Linked DNA regions of Homo sapiens: region 1 is linked to region 2. A link is an interaction called in ENCODE POLR2A ChIA-PET data of the cell type or tissue named here. Cell type or tissue: MCF 10A. All regions are shown on one strand. Links, peaks and the distances in the headings refer to the core of each region. The heading gives the core; the rest is flanking DNA. Region 1 has its middle 14 kb from the start of NRG2. Region 2 overlaps NRG2 (neuregulin 2).

The links. Peaks named below come from ENCODE experiments on the same cell type or tissue, not always from the same donor. Only the 100,000 strongest peaks of a DNase experiment are listed, where the experiment ranks them.
Region 1: POLR2A ChIA-PET joins it to region 2 with 5 read pairs; 4 of 35 experiments call an interaction of 5 or more read pairs at or near these places.

What each region holds. Positions count from the first base shown.
Region 1 is chr5:140,055,574-140,058,493 of GRCh38, forward strand. No RefSeq gene overlaps it. Among named protein-coding and RNA genes, the nearest start is that of NRG2, 14 kb to the left of the region's middle. In MCF 10A, for the core only: no CTCF peak of the experiment used is centred there; no DNase peak of the experiment used is centred there.
Region 2 is chr5:139,984,342-139,987,261 of GRCh38, forward strand. The region is part of intron 1 of NRG2 (neuregulin 2); the gene reads right to left. Among named protein-coding and RNA genes, the nearest start is that of NRG2, 57 kb to the right of the region's middle. RefSeq lists an enhancer at 955-2,154. In MCF 10A, for the core only: no CTCF peak of the experiment used is centred there; a DNase peak (open chromatin) is centred at 1,580.

The sequences.
Region 1 (2,920 bases), core at 228-2,727, 71 kb after region 2:
ACCCCCATGCCAAGCTTCTGCTGAATGAACCACAGTCAGAAGCCAGAGGATGAGGGAACCCACAGAGGTCAATGTACAGGGTTCCAGGCAGGACAGGGAAGGGCAAAGAGTGAATCTGATGGGTGGGAGTCTGGGGGCAAACAGTATAACTAGCGCAGGAAGATAAGCTATTCTTACATGAAACAAAGAAGCACCTAAATAGGAATGCCAACCTTGGACTATTTATGGAGCACTAAATTTATGATAGAGAGGAGGGAAGGGGAGAGGGAAAGCGAAGTAAAACTCTCATTCATACGAAGATAACAGTAACTCTTAGCTTTCATTCATCTCTCTTACTAGACCAGAGATTTGGAAAAGGGGGAGATATTATTTTGCATTTTGTTTTATTCAAGAGAAGCCTTTATTTTCCCCTTATTATTAGAAGGCAAAAAATCCTAGATATAAAAATATTTGTTTGACTCTTTGAGAAAAAAGAATCCAGTACAGATTTTCATATCCTATTATCCTTATACTACTATTCCCACCTCCCCTCCACGTGCACCACTGGAAAGAGGCTAAACCTCCAGGAGATACTGGCTTACCGAAGCTTAAATTTAGACAAAAGAACTGATGCAGACATTTGAGGTCACTAAGCTTCTGTCACCATATGGACATAATCAAACAGAAGGCAATACAGCATTGTGGTTAAGAAGGTAGGCTCTGAACCCAGACTGCCTGGGTTTAAATGCATGTTCTACTACTTACTAGCTGTGTGACCTCCAGCAAATTACTCCTGTCATCCTCCATATCATCTGTAAAATGGGGATAATAATAGTACGTATTCTACAGTGTTAGCTTATGAGGATTACATGAGATACTTCATGTAAAGTACTTAGGGTACAGTCTGCCATATAGTAAATGCTTAATAAGAGTCTTACTATTAATAAAGCCAATTTTCTGATTCTGAAGTATTATGCAATCAATTATATTTCTCTTTAATAACCTGGTCTTTGTCTCCTCTCCATATGTTTAGATTCTTCTCCAGAATCAATCTCTCTCTCATTCTGTCTCTCTCTCTCTCTCTCTCTCTCACACACACACACACACACACAGCAGATAGTGGAGTCCTCATTTCTCATTTATATCAAAGATGTTTGGATACTCTTTAATTCATTCATTTACTCATATCTTTATTGAGCACCTACTATGTTCCAGATACTGTACTAGGTGCCGGGCATAATATAAAAGTGAGGAAAAAGCAGACAAAGTCCTTACTCCTAAGAAGCCTGCGATCCAGTGAGGGATACAACATTAATCAAATTACTACAAATAAATATTATATGATATTTACTATCTTATAGTACACTACTAAGTACTATCATATAGTATTTATTTGTAGTAATTACATTAATGAAAAACCTGAGCTGCAATATCACAATACACTTACGGGCATTGTCCATCAGCTCAGGTTTTTCATCATCTAGAGAAAAAGAGGAGCAGAATTCCATGAGCTACAAGTGAGACACCAGGCTTTGCTGTCCAATGTGGTAGTCACCAACCACATGTGGCTATTTATATTTTAGTTGTAAGTAACTAAAATTAACTATAAAGTTTTAAATTATGTTTCTCATTTGCACTAGCCACTTTTCAAGCATTCAGTCATCATATGTAACTAATGGGTACTGTATTGAACAGTGAAAATACAGAAGATTTCTATCATTGTAGAAAGTTTATTGCACAGCCCTCAGATATGAAAGAACCCTTCAGTTGTGAAAGAACCTCATATATAAAAGAAATTTCCATGGTTTGGAAAGGGGAGGTGGTGACAAAAGTAGGGAAAATGCTGTAAGATACAGAAAACATGGCAAAGATAAGGTTTTTCAGCTTAACCATAATTTCAATTTCTAATAGACATGAGGGTCCAAGGGTGATACAAGGCTAAAATATTGCACGGACTAGTTCCCTTCCCTACCACTTCCTCACCAAAAATACATTTTTCTAATGGAATTTTATATTCAATTTCAGGTATTTTTTGTTTGCATTTTTTGTGATGTAACTTCAAGGGAAAACAAAATTCACTTTATAATGAATTATCATGTTTACGTTCCAACTTTTTTGCAATGAAAAGCTATAGGGGATATCTGTATGGGCCAAGTGGCTTTTCCCAGAAGCGACATGATTTCGGGATTTGTCAGTTAGCTCTCTTCCATATTCTGGACGCCACCATTTCTTACTCATGAACATGCCACTTTTTCAGATTTCCTTTTCTCATTATCTCGGGGACACAAAGCTTTAAGTATAGTTTCACATTGACTGTGTTTACATCCAGGGGGTCAGAAGCAAGGGTTCTTCGTTTTCCTGTGTGTGATCACGGAGCCAATGCTCCCTTTTCATTGGTACTTGACAGTGCCTCAGGAAAATGCTGTAACTAGTGTGTGTGTGGCGGGGGAAACGGGACTTTTAAATTTTGCACCCAGGATAAATCTGCCATGTGCACAGAAAAATAAGAGGAGTCCTGGTGACAGGTGGCAGTTTTCTACCTGGGAAAAGAAATTCAAGTCACCAAAGGGGAAAAGAAGCTTTACTTATTTTCTAGGTCTGAGAAAAATCACAGCTGTTGTTGTTAAGAATTCTTATCAGACAGTCTTAATTAGTAAGTCAAAATATGGATATTGTTTCTCAGTTATGGATTGTATGAGTAGATAAATTATAAAATGTGGTCCCCAAAGCTGAAACTAACCTAATACTGAATCCCTCCCAAACAATCCAGCTGACCAACATGTAGGAAGTCCTCCCCTGAGACTGCCATGGGGTGAGGAAACCCAACCACCTGTGTGAAAAGGCTCACATAGAGGAAAACCAAGGACTCTGGCTGGCAGCCCCGGCTGAGCTTCCAGCTGGCTGCCAACACAAACTGCCAGCCATGAGAGTGAGGCCATTC
Region 2 (2,920 bases), core at 304-2,803:
AATGATATAGATAAATGGTCACTATACAATAGTAGGTAAGAAAAGCAGTATATAAAATTACATGAACATTAAGATCAAGTAAGGAGAAAAAATATATGCATGGAAAAATGACTTGTAAGGAAAATTTCCGAGACTTTATTGTTCCAATTTTAGTATATGTGCTGCCAAAGCGAGCATAATTTCCAAGATTTTATAAGATGTACTTCAGAATGGAGAGGTTGCAAATAATTCTTCCTTTTTTCACATATTTCTGGGTTTTTCATATTCCTACAATGAGCATTTATTAACTTTTAAAATAAGAAAACATAACAAATGCTAATTTTTGTTAAATTCCTTTTTATTTCTCACAACAGCCACTGTCAGTATTTAGGTCAGGGGAAGTTAGCCCATTTTATAGATGGCACAATAAGCACAGAGAAGCTAAGTGACCGCTAAGGTCACAAAGTGATTTAGGATCAACGTAAGAATCAGGGCCCAAGTGTCCTCAGTCCCATTCTAACACCCCTTTTGCTTTGTGATATGGCCTCCACAGATGACTGCTTTTCTATTCCTTATTCATGGTTTACTTTCAGCCCAGATACTTGCATAGCATACCATACTCATGCATATGTTCTTCAACCTTGTCTTCCAGGGTGTGCCCATGCAGATACTGACCTCACTTAGGGCCAAACACCTGGGAAGAGCAGACTTCAGAGTAGGGGATGGGAGATGTAGATGAGTCAAAAAGTATTTCATTTCCTGTAATCCCAGCACTTTGGGAGGCTGAGGTAGATGGATCACTTGAAACCAGGAGTTTGAGACCAGCCTGGCCAACATTGTGAAACCCCGTCTCTACTATAAATATAAAAATTAGCCAGGTGTGGTGGCACACACCTGTAATCCCAGCTACTCGAGAGGCTGAGGCAGGAGAATCACTCGAATCCTGGAGGTGGAGGCTGCAGTGAGCCGAGACTGCACCACTGCACTCTAGCCTGGGTGACAGAGCAAGACTCGGTCTCAAAAAAAAAAAAAAAAAGTATTTCATTTCTATCTCAAGGGCCCAAAAGAGTGCCTGGCCTTTCTCCATGGGCTGTTCTAAGCACTGTACCTAGCACAGCTGGCTTCTGACTTCCTGGGGAAGCCCAACCTTTGCTGCCCCTCCCGAAACAGGAACAGCACCTCCTCTCCTCAGAACCCAAGTCAAACTTCCTAAGGCAGTGATTCAGAACCGTTTGGGGTTATTTAACTTCTGAGAATCTGATGAAAGCTATAGACCTTCCCCATAAAAATGCATGCAGGCTTACATCCACGTATCCCTGTTCATAATTCAAAGAGGTTTACGGACCTTTTGAAGCTAACCATAGGTCCCAGGCTTCCCAATCTCAGGGGACAGCTTGCCCAAGCAGTGTGAAAGCCAAGCCCCCTCTCCTCGAGCTCTATCCAGAGTTGCTTCTTCCCTTGCCCTTTCAGCTTACACCTTTCGCTTCATTGAGCCCTAATCAGCTCCTCTCTGAGAGGTGACTCAGGGCAATTATCCACACTCCCCCCAACTCCCAATGACCCACTGGGAGGAGAGGGGAAGTGACTTTCACAGAGTCATACAGTGAGTCAGTGTGCAAGCCAAGACTAGATAGAATGTGGCATGTGGGGCTCCCAGGGCTATATTTAGGCCACTGGGAAGAGCTGCTTCTCACAGCAGGGTCTGGACATAGGCAGGCTATAAACATAGTCACATGTTTACCCCAGCTCCAGGATTAGCAGAATGAACACAGAATCTGGAGCTTCGTCACTCCAAGCAATCCCTTCTTGCATCTCCAAAATGCTCAGGAGAAACTCCATCTTCATACTGCACAAGAAGAAACTGAGGTAATGGGAAGGAATGAAAAATTCTGAATTTCTGGCGTTAGCCTAACATTTGTCCTTAGGTCCACTGCAAACACAGGCAAAACTTCAGCCTGTCTATGTGTCAGGCGTGGCCCCTGGGATATCCTCCCACACCCCAGGACCTTGCACTAGAGGAAAGGGGCTTTGGCGTAGGTCAGTCAATGATATAAATTGGTGATCAGACTTCTCTTATAAAGCACACATACACACAGTCTTTAAGATATAACTGTGACACAACTGGAGACCCTTACTCAAGACCGGAGAGAAAGAAGCAAAAAGAACCTAGACATAAATGAGAACTATTTTTTAGATGAGCAGGGAGAAATCCGGCAAGTCATATTAATTGGTAACAATAACTCCTACCCACCCTTACTGACCATCTCAACTGCACACCTAAAAGGGCCCCTGGGAATATTTCTGGAGTAAACCAACCTCTGCAGTGATGTTCTGTAAAACATTCTGTATGATGGAAATGTTCCATATCTGGGTTGTCCAATATGGTAGCCACTAGCACATGTGGCTCTTGAGCACTTGAAATGTGATTAGTGGAACTGGAGAATGGAATTTTTCCATCTTATTTATTTTGACTAATTTAAATTCCAATTTAAATTGCTTCCTGTGGCTAGTGGCTACTGTATTGGACAGCACAGCTTTAGAGGCTCTGAGGGGACATAAACTTCGGTAATTAATTAATTCTTTTATATGCTTGCTTAACCTTTCCAAATTGACTCAGAAAAAAATCCCAGGTTTGTTAGAAATCCCCAAAGGCTCTTTAGGGGTTGGAGGCAGCCAGAGTCTGAGTGGAAGACTCTGGTAAGGAAAAAAGGGAAGAGATCTCTTTGATCCATATGCTAAGGAGCCTTTCCTAGGAAAAAGAATATTATGGGCTAGGCACGGTGGCTCACGCCCGTAATCCTAGCACTTTGGGAGGCCGAGGCGGGCAGATTGCCTGAGCTCAGGAGTTCAAGGCCAGCCTGGGCAACACAATGAAAGCCCATCTCTACTAAAATACAAAAAAAAAAAAAATTAGCCGAGCGTGGCGGTGAGCGCCTGTAGT